Linked DNA regions of Homo sapiens: region 1 is linked to region 2. Evidence: chromatin loops called from intact Hi-C (ENCODE). Cell type or tissue: HCT116. All regions are shown on one strand. Links, peaks and the distances in the headings refer to the core of each region. The heading gives the core; the rest is flanking DNA. Region 1 overlaps LINC03080 (long intergenic non-protein coding RNA 3080). Region 2 overlaps MEF2A (myocyte enhancer factor 2A).

Region 1 (16,785 bases), core at 5,746-13,745, 280 kb before region 2:
TTGCCAGATTCTACTTAGTTGAAGCCAGTCCCTAGGTGACAGGAATCACGAAGGCCATTGGAGAGGCTGCCTGCCCTACGGGATTGCAGAGGGGACGAGGCCCAGCAAAGTCTGTGGAGCTGGAGGATGCCACGCCCATTCAGGACGAAATGCAGAAGGACGCTGCAGAGCCTGCTTCTCTGTTCCTTCGCCTCACTGGGGCAGACCAGCTGCGGCCAGCCTGTGCCCACTCCTCGCGGACCTGGGTACTGCTTCCAGAGATCCTTCAGTCCTGGGAGTTTAATCATTCTGTCCCGGCCTCTTTGCTCCCAGCCCTCCCCTGGCAGTTGCTGCTCTATTGTTCTAGCTCAGTTTTCACTTTTTGCCCTTGCAATGCACAAGGGTTAGCAATTCTTGATGGTACAGTCTCTCTGTTCGAAGAGCTGGGGTGGTTTCTACTTCTAGCTGGACCCTGAGTGATCCTTCAGGCAGGGGTCTCTGCGACTGGAGACATGCTGTGTGCATGAGGTCCCATGTACACTCAGATTGCATCCCCCATCCCTGCCCAGCCCTGAGAGGCAGGCGAGACAGTCCCCCTCTCACCATCTCTGGGGTGGGCCTGGATTTATTGGCTGAAGAATTACACCCTCTTTGATGGTATGCAGTTTAATTCCGTAGATCAAAGCTATGTCTAGATTTTAAATAAATGATAGGGATTTAAAATTGTATATAAAACACAGTCATTGTATCTTGCTTTCTTTGGGTATGTATTCTTTCTTTAATTGAGCAGGCAAAGAATTTTAAGAGAAAAATATAAAATGCAGCTATAGTATTATTAATCTGATCTTGCTATTTGAAAGAATCTAGGTCAGTTATGTTTTGAGCTATTACTGTTGAGTCCTGTGCATTGATTATATAATCTTTTATTATTATTATTATACTTTAAGTTCTAGGGTACATGTGCACAGTGTGCAGGTTTGTTACATATGTATACATGTGCCATGTTGGTGTGCTGCACCCATTAACTCGCCATTTACATTAGGTATATCTCCTAATGCTACCCCTCCCCCCACCCCATGACAGGCCCCGGTGTGTGATGTTCCCCACTCTGTGTCCAAGTGTTCTCATTGTTCAATTCCCATTCCCACCTATGAGTGAGAACATGTGGTGTTTGGTTTTCTGTCCTTGTGATACGTTGCTGAGAATGATGGTTTCCAGCTTCATCCATGTCCCTACAAAGGACATGAACTCATCCTTTTTTATGGCTGCAAAGTATTCCATGGTGTATATATGCCACGTTTTCTTAATCCAGTCTATCATTGATGGACATTTGGGTTGGTTCCAAGTCTTTGCTATTGTGAATAGTGCTGCAATAAACATACGTGTGCATGTGTCTTTATAGCAGCTTGATTTATAATCCTTTGGGTATATACCCAGTAATGGGATGGCTGGGTCAAATGGTATTTCTAGTTCTAGATCCTTGAGGAATTGCCACACTGACTTCCACAATGGTTGAACTAGTTTACAGTCCCACCAACAGTGTAAAAGTGTTCCTATTTCTCCACATCCTCTCCAGTACCTGTTGTTTCCTGACTTTTTAATGATCGCCATTCTAACTGGTGTGAGATGGTATCTCATTGTGATTTTGATTTACGTTTTTGCGATGGCCAGTGATGATGAGCATTTTTTCATGTGTCTATTGGCTGCATAAATGTCTTCTTTTGAGAAGTGTCTGTTCATATACTTCACCCACTTTTTGATGGGGTTGTTTGATTTTTTCTTGTAAATTTGTTTAAGTTCTTTGTAGATTCTGAATATTAGCCCGTTGTCAGATGGGTAGATTGTAAAAATTTTCTCCCACTCTGTAGGTTGCCTGTTCACTCTGATGGTAGTTTCTTTTGCTGGGCAGAAGCTCTTTAGTTTAATTAGATCCCATTTGTCAATTTTGGCTTTTGTTGCCGTTGCTTTTGGTGTTTTAGTCATGAAGTCCTTGCCCATGCCTATGTCCTGAATGGTATTGTCTAGGTTTTCTTCTAGGGTTTTTATGGTTTTAGGTCTAACATTTGAGTCTTTAATCCATCTTGAATTAATTTTTGTATAAGATGTAAGGAAGGGATCCAGTTCCAGCTTTCTACATATGGCTAGCCAGTTTTCCCAGCACCATTTATTAAATAGGGAATCCTTTCCCCATTTCTTGTTTTTGTCAGGTTTGTCAAAGATCAGATGGCTGTAGATGTGTGGTATTATTTCTGAGGGCTCTGTTCTGTTCCATTGGTCTATAGCTCTGTTTTGGTACCAGTACCATACTGTTTTGGTTACTGTAGCCTTGTAGTATAGTTTGAAGTCAGGTAGCATGATGCCTCCAGCTTTGTTCTTTTGGCTTAGGATTGTCTTGGCAATGCAGGCCCTTTTTTGGTTCCATATGAACTTTAAAGTAGTTTTTTCCAATTCTGTGAAGAAAGTCATTGGTAGCTTGATGGGAATGGCATTGAATCTATAAATTACCTTGGGCAGTATGGCCATTTTCATGATATTGATTCTTCCTATCCATGAGCATGGAATGCTCTTCCATTTGTTTGTGTCCTCTTTGATTTCGTTGAGCCATGGTTTATAGTTCTCCTTGAAGAAGTCCTTCACATCCCTTGTAAATTGGATTCCTAGGTGTTTTATTCTCTTTGAAGCAATTGTGAATGGGAGTTCACTCATGATTTGGCTGTTTGTCTGTTTTTGGTGTATAGGAATGCTTGTGATTTTTGCACATTGATTTTGTATCCTGAGACTTTGCTGAAGTCGCTTATCAGCTTAAGGAGATTTTGGGCTAAGACGATGGGGTTTTCTAAATATACAATCATGTCATCTGCAAACAGGGACAATTTGACTTCCTCTTTTCCTAGTTCAATACCCTTTATTTCTTTCTCCTGCCTGATTGCCCTGGCCAGAACTTCCAACACTATGTTGAATAAGAGTGGTGAGAGAGGGCATCCCTGTCTTGTGCCAGTTTTCAAAGGGAATGCTTCCAGTTTTTGCCTATTCAGTATGATATTGGCTGTGGGTTTGTCATAAATAGCTCTTATTATTTTGAGATACATCCCATCAATACCTAGTTTATTGAGAGTTTTTAGCATGAAGGGCTGTTGACTTTTGTTGAAGGCCTTTTCTGCATCTATTGAGATAATCATGTGGTTTTTGTCTTTGGTTCTGTTTATATGATGGATTACATTTATTGATTTGCATATGTTGAACCAGCCTTGCCTCCCAGGGATGAAGCCAACTTGATTGTGGTGGATAAGCTTTTTGATGGGTAAGCTTTTTGATGTGCTGCTGGATTCGATTTGCCAGTATTTTATTGAGGATTTTTGCCTCAATGTTCTTCAGGGATATTGGTCTAAAATTCTCTTTTTTTGTTGTGTCTCTGTCAGGCTTTGGTATCAGGATGATGCTGGCCTCATAAAATGAGTTAGGGAGGATTCCCTTTTTCTATTGATTGGAATAGTTTCAGAAGGAATGGTACCAGCTCCTCCTTGTACCTCTGGTAGAATTCTGCTGTGAATCCGTCTGGTCCTGGACTCTTTTTGGTTGGTAGGCTATTAATTATTGCCTCAATTTCAGAGCCTGTTATTGGTCTATTCAGGGATTCAACTTCTTTCTGGTTTAGTCTTGGGAGGGCGTATGAGTCCAGGAATTTATCCATTTCTTCTAGATTTCCTAGTTTATTTGCGTAGAGGTGTTTGTAGTATTCTCTGATGGTAGTTTGTATTTCTGTGGGATCGGTGGTGATATCCCCTTTATCATTTTTTATTGCGTCCATTTGATTCTTCTCTCTTTTCTTCTTTATTAGTCTTGCTAGTGGTCTATCAATTTTGTTGATCCTTTCAAAAAACCAGCTCCTGGATTCATTGATTTTTTGAAGGGTTTTTTGTGTCTCTATCTCCTTCAGTTCTGATCTGATCTTAGTTATTTCTTGCCTTCTGCTAGCTTTTGAATGTGTTTGCTCTTGCTTCTCTAGTTCTTTTAATTGTGATGTTATGGTGTCAATTTTAGATCTTTCCTGCTTTCTCTTGTGGGCATTTAATGCTATACATTTCCCTCTACACACTGCTTTAAATGTGTCCCAGAGATTCTGGTATGTTGTGTCTTGGTTCCCATTGGTTTCAAAGAACATCTTTATTTCTGCCTTCATTTCGTTATGTACCCAGTAGTCATTCAGGAGCATATTTTTCAGTTTCCATGTAGTTGAGCAGTTTTAAGTGAGTTTCTTAATCTTGAGTCCTAGTTTGATTGCACTGTGGTCTGAGAGACAGTTTGTTATAATTTCTCTTCTTTTACATTTGCTGAGGAATGCTTTACTTCCAACTATGTGGTCAATTTAGGAATAAGTGTGATGTGGTGCTGAGAAGAATGTATATTCTGTTGATTTGGGGTGGAGAGTTCTGTAGATGTCTATTAGGTCCGCTTGGTGCAGAGCTGAGTTCAATATGCTGGTTAACTTTCTGTCTTGTTGATCTATCTAATGTTGACAGTAGGGTGTTAAAGTCTCCCGTTATTATTGTGTGGGAGTCTAAGTCTCTTTGTAGGTCTCTAAGGGTATGAATTTGGGTGCTCCTGTATTGGGTGCATATATATTTAGGATAGTTAGCTCTTCTTGTTGAATTGGGGATTGCTGGGAGAACCACTAATCTCTTCAAAGCTGTCAGACAGGGATGTTTAAGTCTGCAGAAGTTTCTGCTGCCTTTTGTTCAGCTATGCCCTGCCCCCAGAGGTGGAGTCTACAGAGGTCGGCAGGCCTCTTTGAGCTGCGGTGGGCTCCACCCAGTTTGAGCTTCCCGGCAGCTTTGTTTACCTACTCAAGCCTCAGCAATGGCAGATGCCATTGCTCAAGGCCACACAGCTGCGAGTGGAGCCCACTGCCTCTGCTCCTCCACTGCTCCACACTGCCCTGCAAAAAGGAGGAGGCCAGTCTCGTTTCTTGGGGAAGGTGGGGGCTTAAGACCCCAGGGCCGAGTTGCTCCACTGTTTGGGAGCATTTGCTTCAATCTGGGAATTCAATCATCTGGGAATTATTTAAAAGAGGTGTAGAGGCCTTGAAAAATCTCAGCTTGGGTTGACTGGGGGAGGGAGAGGGACAGTGTCCTGTGTTTTCCATTTTCTTTTTTTTTTTTTTGAACTTTTATTTTAGGTTCAAGGGTACATATGTAGATTTGTTATATAGATAAACTGTGTGTCACGGGAGGTTGCTGTAAAGACTGCTTTGTCACTCAGGTGATAAGCACAGTTCAGACAGGTAGTTTTTCTGCTCCTTTCCCTCCTCCCACTCTCCACTCTCAAGGAGGCCCCAGTGTGTGTTGTTCCCCTCTTGGTGTGTCCATGTGTTATCATTTAGCTCCCATTTATAAGTGAGAACATACATGTGGTATTTGGGTCTCCTGCATTACTCTGCTAAGGATAATGGGCTCCAGTTCCATCCACATTCCCACAAAGGACATGATCTCATTCTTTTTTATGGCTGCATAGTATTCCCTGGTGTATATGTAACACATTTTCTTTATCCAGTCTACTGTTGATGGGCATTTAGGTTGGTTCCATATCTTTGCTATTGTGAATAGTGCTGCAATTAACGTATGTGTTCATGTGTCTTTATGATAGAACAATTTATATTCTTTGGGGTATATACCCAGAAATAGGATTGCTGGGTTGAATGGTAGTTCTGTTCTTTGAGGAATCACCACACTGCTTTCCACAATGGCTGAGATAATTTATACTCCCATGAACAGTGTATAAGTGTTTCCTATTCTCCACAACCTCACCAGGGTTTGTTTTTTTTTTTTTGTCTTTTAAATAATAGTCATTCTGCAGGCTGGGCACAGTGGCTTACACCTGTAATCCCAGCACTTTGGGAGGCTGAGGTGGATCACGAGGCCAGGAGTTCAAGAGCAGGCTGGCCAACGTGGTGAAACCCCGTCTCTACTAAAAATACAAAAATTAGCCAGGCGTGGTGGTGGGCGCCTGTAATCCCAGCTACTTGGGAGGCTGAGGCAGGAGAATCCCTTGAAACTGGAAGGCAGAGGTTGCAGTGAGTGGAGATTGCGCTGCTGCACTCCAGTCCAGGCAAAAGAGCGAAACTCAGTCTCAAAAAAAAAAAAAAAAAAAATAGGCATTTTGATTGGTGTGCAATGGTATCTCATTGTGGTTTTGATTTGCATTTCTCTAATGCTTAGTGATATTCAGCATTTTTTCATATGCTTTTTGGCCGCATGTATGTCTTCTTTTGAGAAGTGTCTGTTTATGTCTTTTGCCCACTTCTGAATGGGGTTGTTTTTTGCTTGTACATTTGTTTAAGTTCCTTATAGATGCTGGATATTAGATCTTTGTCAGATGCATAGTTTGCAAATATCTTCTCCTACTCTTAGGTTGTCTGTTTATTCTGTTGATTTGCTGTGCAGAAGTGCTTTAGTTTTATTAGATTCCATTTGTCAATTTTTGTTTTTGTTGCAATTGCTTTGGCATCTTTATCATGAAATATTTCCAAGTTCTATGTCCAGAATGGTATTTACTAAGGTGTCTTCCAGGGTGTTTATAGTTTTAGATTTTCCCTTTAAGTCTTTACTTCATCTAGAGTTGATTTTTGTATATGGTGTAAGGTAGGGGTCCAGTTTCAATTTTCTGCATATGGCTAGCCAGCTATCCCAGCACCATTTATTGAAAGGAAGTCCTTTCCCCATTGCTTGTTTTTGTCAGCTTTGTTGAAGATCAGATGGTTGTAGGTGTTCAGCCTTATTTCTGGGCTCTCTATTCTGTTCCATTGTGTCCTGTATTTTCAGTGAGGGAGACAAGACGCTGAGCTTACACAGCCCCACTCCCTCCAGAGCTACACGCCAGGGACCCCTGCCCAGACCTGCCTGGAATGGCTGCTCCTGTGTTGGCCTCCAGCTCAGCCGTGCATGGATACAGGAAGACCAATAGCCAGAGGCTGAAGGGCCATAGGAAGGATGCTGGGGCAGCATCAGCTCCGTGGAGGGGCCCATGGACCACTCTTACATTTAAATCCATCTGCCAGTCAGGAACAAGTTCACTTCCATAACACAACTTTATTGTGTTTACACAGTTAAACACAGCCCATGTGTTCACTGTAGACACAGAACTGCTGTGAAAGGACTGCCCGTTTCTAGGCTTTTCCATGAAGATTAATATGCCACTTGTTTGTTCCCTGTGTCCGTCTGCTAGCATTGGCCAGTCAGCGGCGGGTTAAGAACTCACCAGGGAGAAACTTAAATTGGAGAAAAAAAAATTCTAGTAGATACTGTCTGGCTACTCACCCAGCTTCCACCACCTTTTCTGCTGTCTCAAGAACCCAGATATTTTTTGTCGTGGTCCCCCCAGTCCTCTCTCGTTAGAGGCCCCAGGAAGAGCCCTCAAAGGCGGAGCTCTCCAGACACTGTCATGAGCAAATGCGAGCCCAGGACAGCCGTGGCCACCCGGCAACACACCTTGTGGAGGGAAGTGTGCACCACTCAGGGGGACTGAGGGACCAGAGCAGGTGCCATGGGAGATGCCCACCCTGCAGCCCCTGGCCTCCGCTTAAACCGGTTTGAGCTGGACTTCCTATTACCTGCAGCTGAAGCATTTTGACTGCTACAGTTCTACTCATCTTCTTGTCTCTCTTACGCTGGTCAAACGCAAGTTAACATGGGTTCCAGCTGGATGCCGAGTTGAACTCTGCGTTTGCACTCCTGCTGCACCCGCCGTGGCACACTCAGCCAGGGGCCTGTGCTGCTTCTCTCTGCCTGGAAGGGGCATGGCTACATGTGGGATCCCCCTCAAGCAGACTGCAATGAGGACTTGGGTGCATGAAGTGATCCGAGGAAGGGCAGGGCAGGGGTGGAGGTGGAGGGGGAGGCAGGGGAGGGAGACAGGTCCATGAATGAGGGGTTTCCACTGCGGGCAATGGGCTCAACCCACTGGGCCCTCAGGGAGACTGTGGGACACAGGCCTCCAATGTCCCCACTGGAGAGGGCGGAGGTGAGCATTTCTACAGACTCCCATCCCCATGGATGAAGGGGCCCTGGGGCACAGACTCCCCTGGCATAGCCGACCTGTGCTTGCAAGTGGGAGGGATATTCCCAAGGTGGCAGGGAAGAAAAGAATAATCGAGAAGCAGGCTAGTAGGTATCTCCTGTCCTGCAGGAGAGCTGGGTGGCTGGGGCTCTGGATGGGACATCACAGCCTCTGCTTAATCACGGAAGCCTCAATTTTCTTATCTGTGAAATGAGGCTAATGTTTGGGGTACATACCTGGCAGGGCCAATGTGACAAGAAGCAATAATAAATGTACTTCCTGGCATACAGCAGGGGCTCTGTAAGTGCTGATCCTGTCAGTGGCAGCTCCTTAAGGAAAGCAGCTGCCTCAGTTATGGTGCCAAATGCTGTGTGCCAGGCTCTGCTCTCCCTCTGCCACCTCTACCCCACCTCTTCCTCCTGAATCTATGAGTGGCCCGGGGCTCCAGGCAAATTAGGCTTTAGCACCCCGAGCTGGCCCACTGGCCTAGAGGCCAGGCCACTGTCCTGAGGTGTCCTGACAAAGGCTGTGGGGGCCACATGAGGCAGCCAGGCCAGGCAGGTGCCCCTGCTTGGTGTCTGCAGCCCGGGCCCAGGTTGATCTGCAGGGTCACTGCCAGCTGCCGGTGCCCACAGACCGCGCCACTTGGCCCTCTGACCTGAGCAACCGCCTGCTGCCTTCCATGGGAGGCCTAGCCGCCTGACCTTTCCTTCCCAAAGTCATTTTCCGTTCTGCTGTGTTATTGGCCAGGCCTGAAACGCTCCTCTGAGGGAGTGGGAAGGACCGTTCTGAGGCTTGTCATTGTTTCAGGATCAGGTTGCCTCAGCCTCAAAATCTGACAGAAACCAGAACTTCCTCTGAGTCACCCACACCCATGACAGGGGCCTCGGGTGGAGGGTGAGGCTGGGGTGGGGGGCGGGGGCTCTCTCAGCCCGTCTGGGCCTAGAAGGCCTCAGCGGTGCCCTCCCCCTGGCAGCCCAGCTCCAATTTTGCAGCTCTGGCCAAGCACCAAGCTGGCATGAGGGTCTGGACCTCAGCCTGAGCCCTGCGCAGCCTGAGCCAACTTAGAGGGCAAGGTGGGAAGGAGGTGGCCCCTCTCAGACAGGAGAATGCAACTGCTCCTGCCACGGAGCCAGGGGAAGGAGGCTTTGGGGTTTGGGATGAATGCTGCCAAAGGCCGCAGGAAGCCCCTTCACATCTTCCTGAAGGCGGATGAGGGAACCCCAGGACCCAGCACTCACTTCCTAAGTCTCCAGCCCCATATCCAAGACGGGGCCGGGGCGTGAGGACCCCTGCACAGCTCACCACTCGGGCCCTCTCTAAACAGCCTCCTGGACATCTGTGTCCCCTGTGTCCTTTGAGGAGGAAGGAAGCCGCTCCCTGGAAGAAGTTGGCTCTGGCCTCAGACATGCATCTCCTGTCAACAAATGAAAGCCCCGCCACTCATCAGCTCCGCTGTCGGTTGGGAACCTGCAACCGCCTCTGGCTCTCCGTCTGTACAGCCGGGGGTCCTGGCCCCATCCCCGCCTCAGGCTAGCTGGCTGTGGATTCCATGCCAAGACACACCGCCCAGACACATCTCCAGCCAGCAGGAGGCTACGGTGCCACGTTCAGGCTCTGCCAGTGCTTCTAGGTCCTCCGAATGTCCTCAGGTGGAGAGCCTGGGCCACTCCTCCTATGTGCTCCTTGTTCTTCCACCTCAGAGTGGCCAAAGGAGGGGCTCTGGTTCCCAGCCCTGGGCCCCAGGAGGAGGGCCTGTCTGTCCCTTTCCTGCCGCTCAGCCTTTCCCATAGTGCAGCCTTTGAGGACCTCAGCTGAATCCCACCTGCCTGCCCTCCACGGGCCACAGCCCTTCCTCACGGTCACCTGCATTAAGCACCTACTGTATACCCAGGGCTGTGTCCCATGAAAACAGAGCAGATGTAAGAGCCAGGTCTTTGGTCACGGCGCCAGCATCTGAAAAGCATTTGCAGTTTGAGAAACATTTGACCCTCATGGTCACTTCCAGGTGCGCAGAGTCCAGGAACTGTCCCGTTTTCCAGATGAGGAAATGGATGCTTTTGAGAGTCACGTCACATGCACGGAGCACAGGTGTGCCCGAGGCCGCGCCCCGCAGCAGAGCTGGGATTAGAATCTAGCTGTTTTGGAGCCATCGTCTTTTCCGTGATGTTCTGAGGGGCCTCTCTGTTTCTTTTGAGGAGTTTCATGCTGATTATTGAGACAAGGTGGTTCAGGCAAGACCGCTCTCGAGCATGGACGCAGGCACGTAAAAGTTCATGCACAATCACACCACAGGCATTCCAGAGCACCTCAGACGGGAGGGGCCTGCGGGAGGGTAAAGTCAGAGGGCCTGGGCGGGCGGCAGATGCAGTGATGAGGAGAGAGCATCCCGGGGAGCTACTCTGGGGATCGGCGTGGGAGGCTGGACGAAGCAGCGTGGACGGAGCACAGATGTGGTCACAGGCCACACCCTGCAGCAGGTCAGGCTGGGCTGGTGTTAGAGTCAAGAATGGGAGGCTTGGGACTGTGGTCTGTGCTGCAGGGTGATGGTATCACAGCAGGTTTTGACCTGGGAGGTGACTCCCTGAATGCATTCAGTCTGGAGTAGCCTGGGAAGTGGCGAAGGGAAAGGGTCTCCAATGAGAGTAACTGCTGTTGCCCAGCTGGCAGGTGAAGAGGGCCTGGAAATTGGATTTTAAAACTTAGAGTCAACCCGATGATTCAGTAACAAGTGGGGCACATCTGGCTTGTAATAATAATAACCCCTTCTGCACTGCAAAGGTCTCTATGCACCACGCACTGTTTTCTCCTCTTGTGCCTACGGGAAAGACGTTACCATCTTTCATGGCAGCTCATCACCTTCAGCAACCTCTGGAAGGACCCCACAAGCCCTCGCCTTGCACTGAGGGTGGCCCCACACCTGTCTGCCTAGGCTATTTGGGGGTCTCTGCACCCAGACCTCTCCCCGGATGGAGTTTGGCAGGTGGTCAGTTTTGCTGCGTGAATTGTAAGTGAAGAGTCTTTTAGCAACCACCTCCCCACTCTCTGCAGCCTCAACCTCACTGTTCTGTGCCCCTCCCGTCTTTCCTGCCTTGTACTATTTGGACTCCTTTCTCTAATCAAAATCTGCTCCCTGGAAGAATCAAAGAGCAGCCACTTATTTTCCTTAGGGCCAACATCTTCACTTGGTCATCATTCTACTGTAAGCTGGTGAATATAGCACCTGACATAGAGTAGGTGCTCAGTAAACTAGAAGGAAAGGAAAATGTGTTTTGAACGACTGGGTGGACGCATGGGTAGACGCGTGGGTGGACGCGTGGGTGGACGCGTGGGTGGACGCGTGGGTGGATGCATGGATGTCCATGTGAAGAGGCTCTCTTATGCAGAAAAGCTACTGAAAATGGATCGGATTAGATAAAAGTGGGAAGAAGGCTCTATCAGATGCTTCGCCTCTCTTACTGCCTGGGCATTACTCTTCGGGCTCTCACTTTCTTGCAAGTGGCAAGAAATAAAGCTGATGAGTATGTGAGGGGATGGGCAACCCGACTAGAGTGCTTCCGGTCACAGGCAGTAACATGCATGCAGTGTGAGCAGAGGTGGTCCAGTTCAGGCTGAGACACGGTGCAGCAATCCAGGGGGACCCGGGAATGCTGCAGGACCACGCCTCAGCGTCACTTGCAGGGTCCCAGATCCCTCCGATGGAATGGGAGTCAACACATCCCTGATCTAGCTGGTGACACCAGCCGTCCTTTACCTCCTGAGGCTCCACTTTATTCCTCTGATGAGGGACTATACTGATGCAAGATGGTTTCCAGGACCTCTTTGCCCCTTCGCTGACCCTTAGGTCTCATGGGTTATAATGGCAAAGGTGCTGGGACCCCGGGTTCTCTCCAGAGCTGTAAGCCATCTCCAAAGGAAAGCTGCAAGGAACATCTGTCCATCTATCTATACGTATATATATATATAGATAGATAGTTAGGCTGCGCGTGGTGGTGCATGCCTGTAATCCCAGCACTTTGGGAGGCCGAGGTGGGCAGATCACCTGAGGTCAGGAGTTCGAGGCCAGCCTGGCCAACATGGCGAAACCCCCTCTGTACTAAAAAAAAACCACAAAAGTTGGCCGGGTGCAGTGGTGTGCACATCTATCTATATATATACATACATATAGTTTGAAGTCTTTGGAGACCCTTGCTGTATGTGTGTATATACATGTGTGTATAGATATGGTCACATAACATATGTATATATCATATATGTACACATATATAATTTATACGTATACTTTTTTTTTAATAAGAAAATGTGTGAGTCACTGGGGTCTGAGTCCTTGTTCAAAAGATCAAAAGCAGACATGTGGTCTGCATGCCCATGCTCACTGCAGCACTATTCGAAAGTTACGGAATCAACCTAATCATCCAACAACGGTTGAATGGATAAAGTATGGTGTATACACACAGTGGTATACTATTCAGCTGTAAAAAAGAAAGAAGTTCTGTCATTTGTGACAAGATAGATGGAATTGGAGGACATTATGCTGAGTGAAATAAGCCAGGCACAGAAAGACAAATACCGCAGGTTCTCACTTGTATGTGGGATGGAAAACAATCAAACTTAAAGAGGCAGAGAGCAGAATGGTGCCAGAGGCTGTGGGAGAGCTGGTGAGGGGAGTGAGGAGATGACAGTCAAAGGGCACAGGGTCTCAGTTAGGCAGGAGCAATATATGTTTTGTTTTTGTTTTTAGGAAATGGGGTCTCGCTGTGTTGCGCGGGCTGGTCTCAATCTCCTGGGCTCAAAGGATCCTCCTGCGCTTGTCCTCCTGTAAGGCTGGGATTACAGGTGTGCACCATAAGTTTTCTTTTCTTTGAGATACATTGCACAGTGTGGTAAATATGTAAGTAATAATGTATTGTACATTCCAAAATCACCAGGAGAGTAAATTTCAAATGTCCTTACCACAACAAGTGATGAGTATGTGAGGGGATGGATATGTTAATTACTTGATTTAATTTTCTACGTTGTATTCATCAGTCATCACATCACTTTGTACCCATAAATACATACAACTGTAATTTATCAATTTAGAATTTTAAAAGTAAAATTTAAATGTAAAAAAGTGGACATCTCACATAGGAAGCTCTCAGGGGTGGCCCAGCCTCAGGATCTGGGCAGGCCTGGCCCTGAGCTCTGTGACATGTGATCTGCCTGCCATGTGGCTTTGGTGGGGACAGGAGGGGGAAGCAGGGGAGGAGGGGTCCTGCTTGGGTGTGGTCTGGTGCCTGAGAACTGGGCAGACCCATGGTGGGCCCCTGTGTGACTGCCTTCCTGGCCAGCCCCCAGGTGTTTGGGTGGCCAACGGACTACTCCTAGCCAGGGAGCACAGGTGACTTGTGACACTTCCCAGCAAGAGCTTCTGAATGCTGGTGTGAGAACGTCCACAGGGCTCCTTCCCTCTGAAATGGAAGCTGACAGTCTAAGATGGTGGCTTCCTGTCAACCCAGTCCTGGATAGATGACCACGATCAGTCTCCTGCCAACCACGACGGATGCTTACTGTGGGCAAGAAAGAAGCTTCTGTTGCTATCAGCCACAAAGACTTGGGGCTTGTGACCATTGCACCACCTAACCTATCCTGGCAGGGTCGAGGCCCAAATATTCCCAAAAATCCCAGAAAAACCACCTTATTTTTCTTCTTCCCATGTGCTGGCCCTCAGGTTCTTGGTGGCTGATCTGGGTTTCCTGGCCAAGCTTTTCAGCAACACTGCTGATGACCTGACGTGTTCCAGCACCTCCCCTGCTCCTCCCGCAGCCCCCCAGCCACTCACTCTGGGGGATCGCTGCAGATGCAATGTTTCTTGATAGGAGGGATGGTATGACTCCAAGCCAGGCTGAGGAATTGCAGTGAATGGGGGCCTCCAGGAAAGGCCTCCCCTGGAAGTGAGCCCCAGTTGGCATAAAAAGCTGTTTTCACCGGGTGCAGTGGCTCACACCTGTAATCCCAGCACTTTGGGAGGCTGAGGCGGGCGGATCACCTGAGGCCAGGAGTTCGAGACCAGCCTCAACATGGAGAAACCCTGTCTCTACTAAAGCTACAAAAGTAGCCGGGTGTGGTGGTGCATGCCTGTAATCCCAGCTACTCGGGAGGCTGAGGCAGGAGAATTGCTTGAACCTGAGAGGCAGAGGTTGTGGTGAGCTGAGATGGCGCCATTGCACTCCCGCCTGGGCAGCAGGAGCGAAACTCCATTTCAAAAAATAAATACATAAATATAAACAAAAATTTTAAAAGATAAAAAGTTGTTTTCACACTTGCCTTATGTTCTGCTGAGAGCTGATGTTCTCCTCTGGATGTGAAGCAGCCAGGGAGAAATCTCTCTCCCGGGAACGCAGTGTTAAGCAGGGAGCTGAGAGGTGCACGCATAACCTTGGCAGGCTCGGCTCTGCCTCCTGGGCGTCTGCAGCCCACGTGCATGCCTGGCACACCCAGCGTGGACGCACCCTAAGTGGCCCTGGGGCAGAGCGGACCACAAAACGCACAGCCTTCAGCTCCGGCAGTGGCAGGTTCAATGGGGAGGTGGTTTTTAAAAACCTCCTGCTTATCGATTTCTGCGTGGTGAGGGAAACTTCAGCCGGCCTTTCCGTGGAGAGAAGCTGAAAACCGACCCTGCTTTGTCCGCATCTATTTCCTGCCGGCTCTCAGCAGCGTGACCAGCTACCTCTGCTGGTGGCGTGACCTTGGGTGTGTCACCTCACTGCCGGCTCTCAGTTGCTCCCTCATCCCTGTCATCACCAACATTTCCTGGAGCCCACCATGGGCCACACATGGACTCCACGTCTCACATGAAGTTGCTCTTTAAATGCCCACAGAACCACCCTGGGTAGGTACAACTCTCCTCCATTCCCATTTTTCCAGACGAGGCGATTGGCACACAAAGAGGTTAGGAAATGTAACGGAGGTCACCCAGGGGTGGCGTCGGATGAGAGAGAGCTCAGCCCAGTGCCCACCTCTGGGGACTGACCACCCAGACGTGTATTGCCAAGACCCACTCCCCTTCTGATTGGAGTCACTTTTTCCTCCGTGCGCTGCCCGTGCCCACTTGCCCTGGCGTCTATGAACACATCGTTCCCTTCTCTTCCCCATGGGGACAGCACAAGGATGCTGGTGGCTGGCTGTGCCCCCAGCCATGTGAAGACCTGATAGGCCGGCCTCCCTGCGGGGTTCAGGACCTGGCCTGCCGTTGGGCCTGTCACAAGAGAAGCCATGGCTGGTGAGGAGGGTCACTGGCCCGCCTGAGCGAGGCACGGGGACCAGCCTGAGGCAGCAGCGGAAGGCAGGGCTGGCCTTTTCTCCAGTGGTCATCCCTGCACCCCACAGAGAACCTTGGTACCAACATGACCCCGCGTGGCAGCCCCCGGAGGTGTGGTGAGCAACCACCAGGGCCAGAACCCCAGCTGGTGCGGGGAGACAGGCTGCCGCCCCTCCAGAGGCCTAGATCAAGCAAAGGTGACATACCAGGGAGGAGTCAGGCCCCTACGGGAGAGGTTGGGAGGGTCTCTGATCTAGAGAGCACAAGCAGGAGGAGCAGGCATGGGGCCTTGCCCAGCTCTCGGCAGTCCTTCTCTGTTGCCCATATGGGGTAATGTCGAGACCCAACCAAAGATTCCAGCAACATCAGTTTGACCTGGGGTAAGGGGTTCTTCATTCCAGACCCTCAGGGTCTCTTCCTTTGGAATGGAATGGGGATGTAGTGGGGAGGGTGCCCTGTCAGGGGGTGCTGCTGAGCACAGGGTAAAGATGTGCAGGTGTCTGGCCTGCATCTTTCATCAGCCCCCACAGCAGGAAGGAGACCCACAGCGGGATCCTGATGGGGGACACGCCCACACCCGTCCTTCAAGGCTGGCCCTGATGGCGAGCTCACAGCTCCTCCCAAGTCCTGTCTGAGCCCTGTCATGTCCATCCAGGTCCTCCAGTGAGCAGACCCCAAGCCAGGAGGAGAGGGGCAAGAGATCCGTTGGGGGAAGCACCTGTGGCAGATGGGGAGACAGCCTCGAGCCAGGATGCAGGTCTGAACCTGGGACAGGGAGAGAGGGAAGGGGGATTGGGTAGGAGGACGTGCGTACCCAGGGAAGCCCTGAGAAAGCCGTGCTGCTAGGCTGATGAGAAGCCCCAGAGAGAGGCCTGCATACAGGGCAGTTGGTGGGTCAGGAATGGCCTGGTTCTAGGGACTAGTGCCTGCACCGTATCCAGTCACTGGCTGGAGTGGCTGGGGAAGGAGCGGTCTCTGTGTGAGCAGTGACTCCCGTTGGGGCAGCAGTGGGCAGCTGAGCCTTTTTGGGGCAGCAGTGGGCAGCTGAGCCTTGCTCCAGCATGTTCTTTGAGGAGATCCCATAATTCCCATTGGTTTCTGGGGCCCCCTTTCCCCAGAGGCCCCCAGACCTCCTAGCCCCCCACGCCCTCTGCCTGTGGACCCCTCACCCGAGCGGACTGCCATCCCCTCTGGTCCTGTCTGGCAGGCAGCTCCTGCTGCCGGGCCTGGGACCCACCTGCCAGGTGCTCCTTCTGCCCTCCAGCTGCCCAGAGAGGGGCACCCAGAAGCATGTGCAGCCTTGGTTCACAGGGAGTCCTGTGTGGGGCAGAAATGGCCCCCTGTGGGTGAGCTGGGACAGGAAAAGGCCGTGGAGATGAGGAAGGGACCCTGAAGACAGACCTGGCCTCGGCCACACTCATGCTTGGAGCTGGCTTGAGCCCTGTGGGGTGGGG
Region 2 (16,785 bases), core at 5,314-13,313:
CAATGAGTACTACATGCGAGTGTCATGTTGGTGCTCAACAGGTTTTAGATCTTGGAGCATTTCAGATTTCAGATTTTCAGATTTGGGATGACCAACCTGTATCGTCATAACTATTGCTGATGTTCATTTGGTCACCTGGCTGATGTTTAACAGGTATTTACCAGGTTTCTTTTCTGTGAAGTTACTCTTTCTCCCGCTTTTCATACTGTAGCCTTTGGGTAGGAAATTACCATGTTCAGCCCACACTTTTAAGGAGTGGGGAGTTAAGGCTTCACTTTCTTAAGAGAAGGATATCTACATAAATTATTTGGAATTCTTCTGCACGGGAGATTTATCTCTTCTCTCTCATTTATTCAACCATTTATTTCTATCAATATGGACTCGTGGGCATTTATTTTAATACTTTGGTTTATAATACAATACCACGTTTTTCTGTTGCTTTGTTCTAGCTTCAGCTTTTGAGGGCTATCTACTTGATTCCTATGTCCCTTTGATATATCCTTATTTTTGTGGGTTTTTTTTTTTTCAGGGGGAGCAGGCGCTTTTTTATTTTCCGGCACTATAATATATTCTAGGCTTATCTTGTGTATTTTCTGCCCCAGTCCTAGAATCAGGCATTTCTCCAAGGAACATTATTTTTATGGAGAATGAAAGAAACCAAGATCCGAGTGCTTTCCCTCTTTTTAATTGCTCCAAAAGGTATCTGACTATGTAAGGCAAAAATAGTAACTGTATTTTGTTTCTGTAGCACATGTAAAAATAAAATATATGACAACAAAAGATGGGAGGGAGGAATTGACTCTACACATGATGTAAATATTATTTGAAGATGAACTCAAGGTAACTAAAGGTGTATATTATAAACCCTAGTGCAACTACAGAAGAAAATTTTAAAGAAGTATAAATAAGTCAGTAGAAGAGATAAAATAGAAATATAAAAAATGCTCTACTAAGTAGCCCAAGAAATGGGAGAAAAGAAGACAAAAAGCAAGATAATGGTAGCTTTTAATCCAGTCATATAAGTAATCACATTGAATGTGGTGAGAAAGCGTCAGTTAAAAGATTGTCAGATTTGTGTGTGTGTGTGTGTGTGTGTGTGTGTTTCTTAAAAAGCAATGTGGTGGCTCATGCCTGTAATCCCAGCACTTTGGGAGGCTGAGACAGGCAGATCACCTGAGGTCGAGAGTTCGAGACCAGCCTGACCAACATGGAGAAACCCTGTCTCTACTAAAAATACAGAATTAGCTGGGCATGGTAGCACACGTCTGTAATCCCAGCTACTTGGTAGGCTGAGGCAGGAGAATCACTTGAACCCGGGAGGCGGAGGTTGCAGTGAGCCAAGATCATGCTATTGCGCTCCAGCCTGGGCAACAAGAGTGAAACTCCGTCTCAAAAAAAAAAAAAAGAAAAATGCTGCTTACAAGAAATCCACTTTAAATATAAAGACATAGATAAAAGAAGGGAGAAAATTTACCATTGCAAACACCAAAAAGAAAGCTAAAGCAGACCTATTAATTTCAGACAATATAAGCTTCACAACAAGGAAGAGTATCAGCGATAAGGAGGGACGTGACATAGTCCACTTTCCAAGAAATAACTGTCTTTAATGTGTATGCACCTAACAGCAACCTTCAAAATACATAAAGTGAAGACTGATAGAACTAAAAGGTGAGTAGAAAAATCCACAATTGTAGTTGGAGACTTCTATATCCCTCTCAGTAACTGATAGAACAAGTAGGCAGAAAAATCAGTAAGGATCTAGATGATTTGAGCAACACTCGACCAACATGACCTAAGAGACATTTATAGAACACATCACTCGACAACAGCAGAACACACACTTTTCACAAGTGCACATGGAACATTCACCAAGATCACATCCTGTGCCAGGAAACAAACTGGCAAATTTCAGTGAATTGAAATCAGGCATATTATATTCTCTGGCCATAAGGAAATCAAACTAGAAATCAGTAACAGAAAGGTAGTAGGAAAATGGCCATATATTTAGACATTAAACAACATATTTTAACCCAAGGACCAGAGAAGAAATCTCAAAGGAAATTTAAAAATACATATAGCCAAATGAAAATGGAAATACAGCATCAAAATTTTGAGGCCCAACTAGAGTAGTGATGAGGTGAGATTTATAGCAACAAATGCCTATATTTGAAAAGAGGGATCCCAAATCAGTAATCTAAGCTCTTACCTTAAGAAACTCAAAAAAGAAGAGCAAACTTAACCCCAATCAAGCAGAAGAAAGGAAAATGTAAAGTGATACCAATTCTACACAGTCTCTTTCAGAAAAAATTAGGAGAGAACACTTTCCAACTTATTTTTTTAGGTCAGCATTACCCCGCTGCAAAACCAAAGTAAGCCAACACAAGAAAAAAAGTCTACAAATCCATATTCCTCATGAACTCTAGACACAAAAATCCTCAGTAAAAAGTAAGTAAATTGAGCAATATATAAAAAGGATAATACATCAAGACCAAGTTGGTTTTATCCCAGGAATGCAAGGCTGAGTCTACATTTGAAAATTCATTAGTATAATCAGTATATTAACAATTGAACATCTATTCATCATTTAAAAAAAAAAATCTCAATGAACTAGTAATAGAAAGGAACTTAATAAAGAGCATCTACAAAAAATATACAGCTAAAATACTTCATAAGGGGAAAGCATTCAGTCTTCTAGCATTTGGAGCTAGGTAATGATATTTTTTTTTCTCACCAGTCATATTTACCATGGTAGTAAAAGTCCTAGCCAGTACAGTTAGGCAAAAATAAATGAATAAAATGCATATATATCGGGAAGAGAGAAATTAAACTTCCTCTATTCATAGGAGATAGATTCTTTCATGTAGAAAAGTGTAAAGAAATTACAAAAAAAACTCCTCGGACCAATCAGTGAGTTTAGCAAGGTTGCAGGGTACAAAGTTAATATATAAAAATCGATTATATGCCAGCAGTGAACAATTGGAGTTTGAAATTTAAAAAAAAAAATGATAACACCCCAAATAAAGGAAGGAAAAGAAACATCTAGGTAAAATTCTGACAAAATATGTACAGTCTGTATGTTGAAGACTGCAAAACACTGATGAAAGAAATGAAAGAAGACCTAGATGAATAGATAGATACATCATGTTAATGGATTTCAAGACTCAGTATTGTCAAGATGTCATTTCTTCCCAGATTGATCTGTAGATTAAACACAATTTCAAAATCCCAGCAAGCTCTTTTGTAGTTACTAACAAGCTGATTCTAAAATATATAGGTAAAGACGAACTACAATAGCTAGAATGATTTTAAGAAGGAACAAAATTTTAAAAAAATACTACTACTACCCGATTTCAAGACCTACTACAAAGCTATAGTAATCCAGAAAGTGTGATATTGACAAAAGGATGGGCACATAGATCAGTGGACAAAACGGCTCAGAAAATTTACACCTATACGTATATATTCAGCTGGGTTTTTGGCAGAGGTAGTAAGGCAATTCAACAGAGAAAGGATGGTGGTTACAACGAATGGTGTTGAAACAATTCTACATCCATACACAAAACAAAAACAACCCAAAGTCTGAAAATAACTCAAACTTTATTAAAAAATTAACTAAAATTGGATTATAGACCCAAATTTAAAACAGGAAACTGAAATTTAGAGGAGAAAATCCAACACAAAAAGCAGGATCCATAAAGAAAAAACTGATGTATTGGAGGTTGAACTTAAGTTTTGCTCTGTGAAAGGCACTGTTCAGAGAGTATAGGACAACCTACAGATTAGAAGAAGGTATTTGCAAGTCACATATCCAATAAAGAGTTTGTATCCAGAATATTTTAAGAATTCTTAAAACCCAACAGTAAGAAAACATTTTTAAAAGGGCACAAGATCTGAACACATACTTCAAAAAGAAGATACATGGATGGCAAATAAGTGTATGAAAATATGCTCAATATTATCAGGCTTAGGGAATTGAAAATTAAAACCTAATGAGATATAACTGCACATCTAGTAAAATGGCTAAAATTTAAGAAAACGCAACGGCTGGGCGCGGTGGCTCACACCTGTAATCCCAGCACTTTGGGAGGCTGAGGCAGGCAGATAACCTGAGGTTGGGAGTTCGAGACCAGCCTGATCAACATGGAGAAACCCCATCTCTACTAAAAATACAAAATTAGCCAGGGGTGGTGGCGCATGCCTGTAATCCCAGCTACTCAGGAGGCTGAGGCAGGAGAATCGCTTGAACCCAGGAGGCAAAGGTTGCAGTGAGCCAAGATCATACCATTGCACTCCAGCCTGGGCAACAAGAGTGAAACTCTGTCTCAAAAAAAAAAACAAAAACGCAAAAACTAGAAATGCTGGTGAGGATGCAAAGCAGAAAATCTCTCCCATATCTTTGGAATGCAAAATGGTACAGCCACTTTGAAGAGTTGGTCAGTTCTTATGAATTTAAATATACACTTGCTGGCCAGGCAGGGTGGCTCATGCCTATAATCCCTGCACTTTGGGAGGCCAAGGCAGGAAGACTGCTTGAGCCCAGGAGTTCAAGACCAGCCTGGGCAACACAGCAAGACCCTGTCTTAAAAATTAAAAAAAAAAAAACAAAAAAAACTTGCTGTACAATCCGGTAATGCCACTCTTTGAGTATTTACGCACATGAATTGAAAACTATACTTATAAGAAACCCGTATCTTTCATAATTGTGAAACACTGAAACTAGCCTAGATGTCCTTCAACAGATGAATGGATAAACACACTGTACATCCATATAAAGAAATGCTACTCAGCAATAAACTGTTTATTCACCCAGCAATACAGATGAATCCTAAGTGAATTTTGCTAAGTAAAAGAAGCAGTAGTGTATGATTCCATTTATATTTCATTCTGGAAAATGCAAAACTCACTGGCTGCCATGGGTTGGGAGTGGAGAGAGGAGTTGACTATAAAGGGTTAATAGGGAATTTTTGAGGTGATGGAACTAATCTGTGTGATGCTGTTTTGTTAGATGCATGGGTCTGTGTTTGTTGAAACTCATGAAACTGTACCTACAAAGAGTGACTTTTACTAAATGCAATTTAGTAAAAAAAGATTCCGGGGGAGCCCAAGATGGAATGCATATTGTCACACATGAATATAACTTTATTACAGATAAGTAACATGATATTGAAGGGGTGAGGAAGCAAGAACCTGGTCTAAGTAACTTTGGAAACTTTTGACTGGATACTGTAAGGTTAGAGACCAACGAAATTGTAGCAAATCACTGTGCTCTAGATGGTAAATTCATCCCTCACATACACAAACACAAAGGGTTGAACATATAAATAAATATAAAATGTAAATAAACAAATGGACATTGTAGATAAAGGCAGCCAGGTTTCTCATGGTTGGAGGAGAAAGTTGCAGATAACCCAGGGGGTTGGGGGTGGGGTCTAGAATGAGCCTGTGTTTCAGGGTTATAGTTGAAGGATTCAGTAAGAGTTTATATGTGTGTGTGTGTGTGTGTGTGTGTGTGTGTGTATATATATATATATAATTTTTGTATTTTTAGTGGAGACTAATTTTTGTATTTTTAGTAGAGACGGGGTTTCGCCATGTTGGCCAGGCTGGTCTCAAACTCCTGAGCTCAACATCTGCCCGCCTCAGCCTCCCGAAGTGCTGGGATTACAGGCATGAGCCACTGTGCCCAGCCAGACACATACGTATATATGTGTGTATATATACACACACACACACACACACACACACATATGTACGTATGTGTCTGGCTGGGCACAGTGGCTCGTGCCTGTAATCCCAGCACTTCGGGAGGCTGAGGCGGGCAGATGTTGAGCTCAGGAGTTTGAGACCAGCCTGGCCAACATGGCGAAACCCCGTCTCTACTAAAAATACAAAAATTAGTCGAGTGTGGTAGGATGCCCCCATAGTCCCAGCTACTTGGGAGGCTGAGGTGAGAGGATCGCTTGAGCCCAGGAAGTCGAGGCTGCAGTGGCCTATGATTGTACCACTGCACTCCAGCCTGGCTGACACAGCGAGACCCTGTCACACACACACAAAAAAGGTACAGTTGTGTGTACATATGAATTAGTATACATCATATATTTCCTAGCTCTGTTTGCTGAGAGGTCTGTGAGGCAATAGCATCCAGTAACTGAACATACCTGGTGCTCAGATTTTAGTTTCAGAACACCATTTTCTAATACAAGGACTCAGGGCTGCTTGGAAAAAAATGGTTTGTTGTAGAGCTGGGGCAGGGAAACGGGATGAGCCGGGGTTGTCAGAGGTTAAGAAAGTGCGTATCAAAAGTCACGGGAGCTGGCCTTTCAAAAGAGTTTCCAGTGGCCAAAACTAGAACAATTTGAGTAACAAAATAACAATAGTATTGGATTATAGCCCAGGGAATAAAAAACATTGAGTCCATTACTGATATAAATAAATGATAGAATAAATAAGGGGAAAAAGGGACAACTCTTCCTTAGAAAATAACTAATTAATAAATGTAGAAAGAATGAGAGAGAGTAAATCAGCATTAGAACACCACAGTACAATGGTAATTGTTGCAGGCAAAGTCAGTGGATAAATGCTAACATAAGTGGGCAAAAAGTTTAAGTAAAAAGCTATTTTGCTTTGTCTCAGAATGTCTCTTCCCCAATATTCATTTCTTACAAAGGGAAAAATTAGAGAATTAGAAATAAGAGAATCCTGGAAAACACTGCCTTAACCGGAGGATCAAGGTTAACATCACCAGTAATGGGACATAAAGACAACATGTGCCTTCCAATATGACATGCTAAGAAAGCCATGTCTCTTTGTGGTATTCTTGCAAAAATCCATGCCCTTCTATCTGATTATGAATGAAAATCAGACCCAAATTGAGAGACATTCTATAAGATAACTGATCAGCACTCTTTCAAAACAAGTTGTCAAGGTCATGCAAAACAAGTTGTCAAGGTCATGAAAAGGAAAGACTGAGGAACTGTCACAGAGCAGAGGAGACGAAGGAGATGTGAGAACTAAAGGCTTGTGGGATCCAGGATCTGATCCTGGGTCAGGAAAAAGGACATCAGTTGAAAGACTGGTGAAATCCAAGTAAAGTCCAAAGCTTTAATTGGTGCTGTATTATTTTTATTAGTTTCGACAACTGCATTGTATTTCCTTGTGATGTTAACAATGTGGAAAGCTGAGTGAGATGTGAGGGAGCTCTCTTTGTAAATGCTGTCTAAAATTATTTCAGAATAAATAGTTTAAAATATATACATACATACATAACAAAGAAATACACCCCAAAAGGGAGCCAAGAAAAAATGGCATTTAGGATGGTCCCATAGCTCACCTTTCAGGTACTGGATATGCAATACTTGCTACTGTCTTTCAGAAATAAACTCTACAAAATGTCATGTAGGGTACAGAAATGTTTACAAGAATTGTTAGTAAACTGCCAATTTAGAGACAAACTCCATTTAAGCATTTTAGCAATTGCTTAATAAAGTTATGTCTGATTGTTAGGAGAGCATGAAGGATCTCCATGGAAAACTCAAAATGTGTCGTATGAACTATTTACACGCTTATTCCTGTATATTAAAGTGAAAACCATATGTTTTACACATACACAGCTATAATGTTAGACAGTATATTTTGGTGTGTACCTTGTGTTTGGAGATATGTAAAGATATCTATAACAAAACAGTTGAATAGCATCTTGCCCACATTGGAGATAGCAGTTGTAGATCAAGTGATTGTTTTTCAGAGTAAGTAATCGGTCCCACCTACTTTACACACACCATTTACAGAGAAACCTTCTTCCAGATTAGGGCTTCATGTATCAGTGGCACTTACAATGACACTTTTCACAGACTGACAGAGAAGCTTAACTTACTCAAGTAAAACAAGTAAAAACTGATTAGACTGTTTCTAGCATGTTAATATTTTCTAAATGTTATGGAGAAAAGGAGCAAAAATGTTTCTTTTTTTTTTTTTTTTTGGACGGAGTCTCACTCTGTCACCCAGGCTGGAGTGCAGTGGCGTGATCTCAGCTCACTGTAACCTCTGCCGCCCGGGTTCAAGCAATTCTCCTGCCTCAGTCTCCTGAGTAGCTGGGATTATAGGCACCTGCCACCGCACCTGGCTAATTTTTGTAGTTTTAGTAGAGACAAGGTTTCACCATCTTGGCCAGGCTGGTCTTGAACTCCTGACGTGAGCCACCGTGCCCAGCCTTATTTCTTTTCTTTACATGACTTATGAATTCATTTCTCCTTCAGTCTCATTTTCTTCAAATATGTGGTTTTTCTCCATTGAAGTCATTTTATTCACATGAAAATATATTTGCAAATGATAAACATATATAAAACTGGTATTTAAAACTCATGTATTTATTAACAAATGTTTGTGTTCCTGTTGTTTTATAACTGCTAGCTCCTGCGGGAAATAAAACATACAGCAGTTTCTTTCTGCCAAGAAGCAGAATTCAGTAGGAGATAGATAACATGTATCACCAGGTGGGGTAATAGTAGGGTGATTAAGATACAGAGTTACAAGTACAGAGTTGATATTCTCACAGTTCCAAATACAGATCGATAGCATGATGAGGAACCCCTTTTAAATACTGTTGCAGTAGCATGACTATGTATAAGAGGCCAGCATGAGAGCAGACCAAGTTGGGGTAGGAGGGTGTCTTTGAATACTGGCCCTAGAGAATTTAAAATAATTTTTCTAGTCTTTTGAAAACTCAACAAGTAGAGACAAGTAATTTATATTTCTATCTGTTGTGTATATAATCGTCTCTTTAGAGTTCCAGACAGCTGCTAGTGTCCAAATATGTTTTTTCTAAAGAAATATTTTGTTTGTGAGTACCAACAGTCTTAGTAACTCTCTTATCCCTCTTATGTGCTGAGTACAGTCGGAGGAAGAGGAATTGGAGTTGGTGAGTGTGGGTTTCTGCTTGAAGGAAGTTGAAAAAGATGTAGAAAGTACTAATTCTCTTACGTGTTGTTATCTAACCAATGTTCCCTTTGTTACACAAATTTTTTTAAACACTATTCAAACACTTTGAATAAAGCAATCTACTGGTACTACAGACTCTAGTTTTTCTATTTATAATTGTATGTGTTGACCCATTTTATTTGTTGGAGGGAACATTGGAATAGAGCCTTTAAAAACAGTAGCTGTCCATGAGCATAGGATACTTGTTAATTTTTTTTTTAAGGAAAGATACAAAATACCTTATATAGCTCTCCAAATTATTGAAATATTTTTAGAAAATGACTTCACCCTCGAAGTTCCTCAGATTGTAACACACGATGTTGTGTTGTTTCTCTTTCAAAAAGATTACATCATTTTTGGTGAGGTCACCTTTTTCAGCGTTGGAATTATTTCATCCTGCATGATACAGCCTGAACCACAAGGGGGTTCCCTGTTTACTAAAAGGAATGTCTGTAATTGAATGTGTATATAAGTTTACTTTTCTATCAGAAGGCGCTCTTTTCTTAAAAGCAACTATTGCCCTTTTTCCAAAACAAACGTTTTCTGTTGGCTTTTCCTCTAGAAAATAAACTTGACTAAAAGCAGCTTGCAGTTGATCTATTTCTTCTTTAGGAACTAAAACCAAAACCTCACAGGAGTCATCATATAATTTCAAAGTCAGCTGCTAATTAAAGGACTTTAAGGGGAATAAAAACTTGAAAATGTTTCTTAGCATGGACAAAGGTTAAGAGTGCATGAAAGCATGGGGGAGGAAGGCATCCGTTGGTTTTAATATTCCATGTTTATGCATGCTGGTGTGTTTTGCACAGTTTGTTTTCTTTTCAAAGAAGGTTATCTGTTCCCCTTAAAATACGAGATTGTTCTTTATTTAGCTTTGTGATCACTCACAGTTTTGGGTGTAGTTTTGTATTGGCCAACTGAAATATTCTAGTCAGCTGTAAATGTTTTGAATTATATTATGAATATCTTTTGGAGAAACACTTTACTTAATGATACCATAATGATCAGTAAATGAGAGTTTATAATTCAAGCTAAAATAATTCACCTTAGGTTAGACCTCACTGTTCAAGGAGTTGTGAATGCGTCCATGAATTATCTAGCACTATACTGCCCTCTTGTGGTTCTGAAAATCACTCACTCTTGTAGAACTCAGTGCCGTTGAGATGAGGAGCTTAGATGAGTGGAACTAGTGTTTGAAGTCTTCACTGCTTTTGAAGACATGCCAGGAGATTGCATGAAGATGATGCCATGGAGTAGGTAGGGTCCAGGCCAAACTATGTCATACTGTATTCTTTCACCTAGTGATTGGACTTATGAAGTTCCAGACTAAATATTAAAGAAGAAATTAAGTCCAAAGTAGATCTCTATCTCGAAAAGTCATTAAATTTATAAACTTGATGCTGAGACTAAAATATATTCCGAACTGGCATACATTGATTTTCCACATTCCTCAGAGTACATCTGTAATTACAGAACCTCAGAGATAAATATATTAGGTCCTTGAAGACTTTAAAATACATACCTAAAAACTTATAAACAGCCATTTATATTATTTAAAACTTAATCAATTAAAAATGCAGAACTTTATGTGCCAGAACCAAAATATAATCAGAAGCACAGTCCGTTACAACTTAGAAAGTTGTTCAGCTTGCCTTGAGCTCTAAAGTATAATTGTGGATGACTCTGATCCGAAGTGCAGAAGGACAGGTGCCCTGGGGCCTGCACTAAAGACTGTACTGTTAAGACCAGCGACAGATTCCTTTAGAAGCCGAGCAATACTAGAACAACTTGACTTCATGAAAGCTGCAGTAGACTAGGCTATGGATTAGAAGGAATAAAAATATGTATCTTTTTTCCCACCAGTTATATAGAAATTTGGGACAGAGGGTTTCTTAGGACAATAAGGATATTATCTTATATTTGTGTAGTACTTCAGTTATGAAAGCACTTCTGACATAGTAACCTCATTTGATTCTCACAGTAGCTGTGCAAGGCAGCCAGGACAAAGATTGCTATATCTTCTTTATTTGACAATGAAGAAGTTCAGAGAGGTCAAATTATTTTCCCAATGCCTAGGAAATGGTGAATCTGGGACAGAAACTCAGGCAATACATCCACATCCACATGATCTTTCTCACATCTTCTAACCTAGGTTAGAAAGTAGAAATTAAAAAGAAATAAACTGAGATCAGGATCCTCATCGAATGTTTGTAAGTGTCTACATCTAGCCAAAGGCCTTTTTGTCTGATGTACCCTTTTGAAAATTGTGATAGAGAAAATGGAATCACATTCTAACTCTTCATAATCTCAAAGGCACTGAATTATACTTTACTGATTTGGCTCAGACCCCCGAATGTCAGTTATCAGGCTGTAACATAATTTATAAAAAACAAATAGAGTTGTGCTGTGGCTTTCTTATGTGCTAGTGACACAGAGTCTGTTGTGTTCCTCTGATCTTTGATTTTCAAAAACCGTTACCTTAAGCCAGTTTGGCGAGAAACTGCTTCTGTCGTACTCCTACACGTTAAGGACAATGACTGTCTTAGACTAACTGGATTATTTAATAGTTGAATTTTTTTTATCCATTCCCAGCATGGATAGGATGCTACACAGATGCATCCAGTTGGCAAAAAGCATTTAATATTGCTCTTCCACTGCCCTGTCGGCAGTACTTGATTCAAAATTCTCTACTCAAAGCCTCTGCTACAGAAGGCCAGGGGACTATGAAGGGATACATGTCCGAATCTGTTGTTAAAAAATAGGTCAACTGCATGATTGGAGAGAAAGAAATAAGAATACAAGCTGCACCCAATAAGCCATGACTTCAAACCGTGTTAACACGTAAATAATACCGCAAAGAAAAGTAGTTTTGATTCCTATACTCATAGACGTACAATCCCTATATATACAGATGACCTTTGCCATCATCAGGTATTTAAAACCTACACATACTTCATTTAGGGGAGTCTGACAGTATTTGTAGTGGCATCAAGTCCTCATTTTGTGCAACAAATAGAAGTGCTAATGCCTGTAACAGAAGTTCCTATTTTAACGTGGGGTGTCTGACACTAATCAACTATTTTAAAAGAATTAATGTAAAAATAGGACCCTTCAAATTAAATATTTAGTTATTCTCACTAGTATTTTTGAAGTTTTCACATCATCAGTGCTTCAGAAAATGACATTCATATGAAACTGTGAAAAATGTCACTTAAATTGAAAGTGATTTTTAAGTCAACATAAATACCACATCAGAACACATTTTCTCTTTTTTGATCTCACAGAATACCCAGAGGATCAGTAGTTCTCAAGCCACTCAACCTCTTGCTACCCCAGTCGTGTCTGTGACAACCCCAAGCTTGCCTCCGCAAGGACTTGTGTACTCAGCAATGCCGACTGCCTACAACACTGGTGAGCCTGCTCTGGTGCCTTCCGTAGGTTTTACCGCTCTCTGTTTTGTGATCAACGTGTGCTTCTGTGATTTTTTTTAAGTATATTTATTGAAATAAACTATTTCCAGTTTTTTAGATTTAAATTAGGATGTATTTTTCAATGTGCTAGCCTTGAAAAAATTACAAACAAAATGGATAGTGTGGATAGTGCGATGAGTAAGTTATTCCGGCTTCTCCAGTGTGAACTTTCACTTAACCCCTGACACAAAGCCACGTGGATGATAGCAAAATGGTGACATGCATCAAGCCAAGAGGGGAGCAGCCTGTTGCTTGAGTATTGCTGATGTAGTTTCTCTTCATACAGTATCACGCTTTTCCAGGCTTTTAAAATAAGATGTTTGTCTTTATGCTGTGTTAACCTGCTTTGGGAAAGACATGAATCCCTTTGGACCTGAGACTTCAGGAGGTGGCCGACGTTTGGCTGTGTCGAACAGGCTGTTTTCCTCCCTGTAACCACTAGCTTGGTCCATGTCATGTGCACCTGAGGGGCAAAACAAGGGCTGTTCTGATTTCTCCTCGGAGCCAGTCACTCTGCCTTTGAGGGGAGCTTTTCCTTCATTTATGTTTATTTAGGCATTTCATCTTAAAATGCCCTAATTTGGGGTTGTATTAGGAAAGTTTAAGAATATTACAGTGATCGTAGGAGTGCTTTTAGCCAAGCAGACTGTATGGAGAATCGAGGGCAGCTGGTTTCATTTAAATTTACCAATCTAAGAAGGAGTGGAAAACACATGTGGTTTCGCTTTCTCATCAGCTGAGCCAAACACCTGATGCTTCAGAGGAAGACGGCAGTAGTTCAATTCTCCCTTGCCCATTACTCAGAGACTGCAATGCAGAGAAGTTATTATGATTCTCCTGAGTGTCATAAGTAGACTGTGGTAAAGATGGTCTGATTTTAGCCTTCAGGGTAAATGCTTTGGCACAGAACTTTGAAACTGCTGTCCGCAGCTACGTGAGGGGACAGAGCGTTGATAACATTTGATTGCCACTTGAATTCTAAGAAGTTCTTTTAAAACAGAATCAACAATAAAAGGTTTTATTGAAAAAAAAAAAGTCTCTTAGGAAATATCCATTACTTTTCCAACCGTTAGTATGAAAAATAATGCCCAAATTTGTCAACTGCATACTATCTTAGGGATTGTGAATCATAGCCTGTTATTAGTGCCTTGCACAGAACAAGGTTCCAGAGTAAAGCCAGGGATGAAGCATTCATAGAAATTCTGTTTCGACGCATTGATCACCTGCTCTGTGAGAGACTGTACTAGGGACATAGCTTTCTCCAAGTTTATTCCAAGTGAGGAGGCAGGACATACCTAAGTGGGTAACCGTGGAGGGGAAGTCCTGAATTGTTGTGATTGTGAATTTATACTCTGAGAATTGAGAAGGGAGGGCAAAGCTATACTGTTCAAAGGTGTATTGGCTGAGAAGAGGGAGCTTGAACTGGGTGTCAGATTATGGTTTACTGACCGTTTCATTACAGGTTTTTCAGTATACTTAGAAATTCCACTATACTTATTTTTAGAAATGCCATTGAATTGGGAATTTATTTTTTAAAAGTATAAAAGAAATTACCAAAGCATATAAAAATGGAGGCAGGCTCTCAAAATCATCAGTCGCTTAGCGTCAGTCTCATGCCACCTTTTGACCGACTTTATCTTTCTTCTCTTTCTCGTAACACTTACTCTGTTTGAAGTTTACCATGTTGTTTTTAACTTATTTCCACATCTATTCAGCAAATATTTATCAGGCAGCTGCTGTGTGGCAGGCACTGTGCCAGGCACTGGAAATGCAGGAGTGCAGTCAGCAGTGAAGCCTGGGGGGAAGGCACAAGACACACAGCTCTAGGGATAAGCTGCTGCAGTTGTGTCAAGGGCTGTGTCTCAGCTCGGACAGGAAGGAACATGCGTGACTCAGCCAGGCAGAGGAGGCAGAGTGCTCTTGGGAGAGGGTGTGCCTGTACAAAGGCTAGGAGTTTGCGGGCGGGACGGGGCTGAAGGAATGGGGACAGAGCGTGGGTGGTTAGAATTGAGACTAGAGAGGTAAGTAATGATTTGTAGACTATGTCAAGGATTTTGGAAACTGTCCGGAGAGCATTGGGGAGCCATAAAAAACTTTTGAAGTAGAGGAGTGCCATGACCATATTTGTTATTTTAAAAAGATGTCTTTGCTGTATATAGGGTTAAAAGGCAATGCCAGGAAGCCACATCAGAGGCTACTGTAGTGGTCCAAGCAATGGGTGCTGATAGCATAGACTAGAGAGGTGGCAGTAGAGATGGTGAGACCTGGGCAGGCTTGAGAGAGAGCAGATAGAATTGCTCAGACCTGGAAATTGATGTTGGGAGTGAGAGGGAAGGGAAGTAGCAAGGATAACACCCATGGGCTTCTGCACGAGCTGCTGGGTGCATGTTGGTGCCATGTACTAAGAGTACTTAAGGAGGAACAGGTTTGCAGGAAAGGATGGGCCATGTCAGATGTGTGGCGTTTGGAGTGGCGTCCAAATGGACATGGCACTAGGTCGTTTAAAAGATCTAGAGGTCGAAGGAGACTGTGGGCCGGAGGGAGCACTGGGGAAGGCGTCAGTGTGACGGGTCCTTGCCCCAGCCCATGGGAGTGTATAGAATGACAAGGGCAGAGTCAGGACAGCCCTGAGCACCAGCTGTGTCGCTTCAACTCCGTTCCTTTTTTAAAATGTTAATTCACTAGGAAGACCAATTTCTTTAAACACCTCTCTTGAGACATGAGAAAGAAGATAAAAGTAGAAGAGTTTTGCCACCTCTCTTTGGAACCAAGTGAGAAAGACAAGTGTTAATGATGAGCTGAAATAACTCCCCGTGTGAGTGATAACTAACGTCCTAAATCTTGGTCCCAGTGATTACGACTGAAGCATTCATATGATATGAGCTGGGTATACTCTAGGACACCGAGTTTTTTCATGAAGTTGAAACTCTTGCATGCTGTCAGGGAGTTTGCGACAGTCTAGGTACTTTAAACAAATGCGCTTACTAATTGTGTAATGATGTCACTGAGCTTGGCACCCCATGTAGGGATTCTGTCTTTCCTGTCCCCTATTCCCTGTCCCCCAACCCCTTGCTTCATTAAGACTTGCTGATTCAAACTCACTCTGGTTGAGGTTGAGTGTTTCTCTTTGTTCCAAAGGGTAGTGGCAGGCATATTTAAAGTAACAATTGTACAGAACACTCTTTAATGATGGCCTCTTATTTGAATCATCCCAGACAAAGAAATATTGCTAGATCCTGTAAATCTTCCAAGAAAAGATTTTGCGGATTTTAGACCCACATGTATGTTGTTTTGTTGTGAAGTATCTGGCTTCTCTCAATGTAGGAACTTTTTATTTTATTTTTTTTTGAGAGGAAGTCTGTTGCCCAGGCTGGATGGAGTGCAGTGGTGCTACCTCGGCTCACTGCAGCCTCTGCCTCCCGGGTTCAAGCAGTTCTCCTGCCTCAGCCTCCCAAGTAGCTGGGACTACAGGCATGCGCCACCACGCCTGGATAATTTTTGTATTTTTAGCAGATACGGGGTTTCACCATGTTGTCCAGGCTGGTCTCAAACTCCTGACCTCAAGTGATCCGCCCATCTTGGCCTCCCAAAGTGCTGGGATTACTGGCATGAGCCAGCATGGCTGGCCTCAATGTAGGAACTTTTGCAGTAGCTACGTAAAAAATAGATTCCGTATGGACCTTCCATCATATGCAGAGCCCTCTTGTCTTCCTTTGTAGATTATTCACTGACCAGCGCTGACCTGTCAGCCCTTCAAGGCTTCAACTCGCCAGGAATGCTGTCGCTGGGACAGGTGTCGGCCTGGCAGCAGCACCACCTAGGACAAGCAGCCCTCAGCTCTCTTGTGTGAGTAACTAGAAGTTTTCCCTGCATCTTTACTCCTGGCCTACACACTCTCTTTTCCTATCAGTGACAGCCTTTTGCTCTGTTGAGTTTCGTGTGAGGAATCCTGTAATGATTCCTTTTCAGGTAGATACAAGTGTCGGGAGAAAATATTTTCTTACATGGCTCTAGACAGTAGCTTGGATACTGACAAACTAGGCATTCCTTGAAGGGATTTGGGGAGCAAGGCTTCTCCCATAGGGACATCCTGAGGTAGAGAGACTCAACCAGGATCTGAAGGGGTCTGAAGGCACAGATACCACCCGCATGCACCATCCTTCTGCCCTCTGACCAGTGATGAAGCTGCCTACTGCACCCCTGCTCCCAAGCACCTGCCTCTGGCTGCACTGCTTGAAAGGCAGCCTGTAGGCATTCAGGCCTCCCTGCCACCCTTGCCATTGACTGCTTTGGTGAGTATCTGTAGACAAGAATAGGAAGACAAGCTGGAGCTTTTGCT

What was found. Hi-C counts contacts between places; a loop is a spot of excess contacts. Peaks named below come from ENCODE experiments on the same cell type or tissue, not always from the same donor. Only the 100,000 strongest peaks of a DNase experiment are listed, where the experiment ranks them.
Region 1: it touches region 2 in a loop (3-fold over the local background); 5 of 110 quality-filtered maps call a loop at or near these places.

The regions. Positions count from the first base shown.
Region 1 is chr15:99,416,491-99,433,275 of GRCh38, forward strand. LINC03080 (long intergenic non-protein coding RNA 3080) reads right to left here. Exons shown (of 2, transcript XR_007064775.1): 2 at 13,017-16,785. LOC105371017 (a long non-coding RNA gene) reads left to right here. Exons shown (of 5, transcript NR_188335.1): 5 at 1-733. Among named protein-coding and RNA genes, the nearest start is that of LINC03080, 10 kb to the right of the region's middle. RefSeq lists a silencer at 8,859-8,918 and an enhancer at 16,685-16,785. In HCT116, for the core only: a CTCF peak has its summit at 9,585 (motif pointing right); no DNase peak of the experiment used is centred there.
Region 2 is chr15:99,694,469-99,711,253 of GRCh38, forward strand. MEF2A (myocyte enhancer factor 2A) reads left to right here. Exons shown (of 12, transcript NM_001319206.4): 9 at 8,894-8,917; 10 at 12,261-12,387; 11 at 16,166-16,292. Among named protein-coding and RNA genes, the nearest start is that of LYSMD4, 31 kb to the right of the region's middle. In HCT116, for the core only: CTCF peaks have their summits at 9,402 (motif pointing right) and 10,093 (motif pointing left); DNase peaks (open chromatin) are centred at 9,363 and 10,103.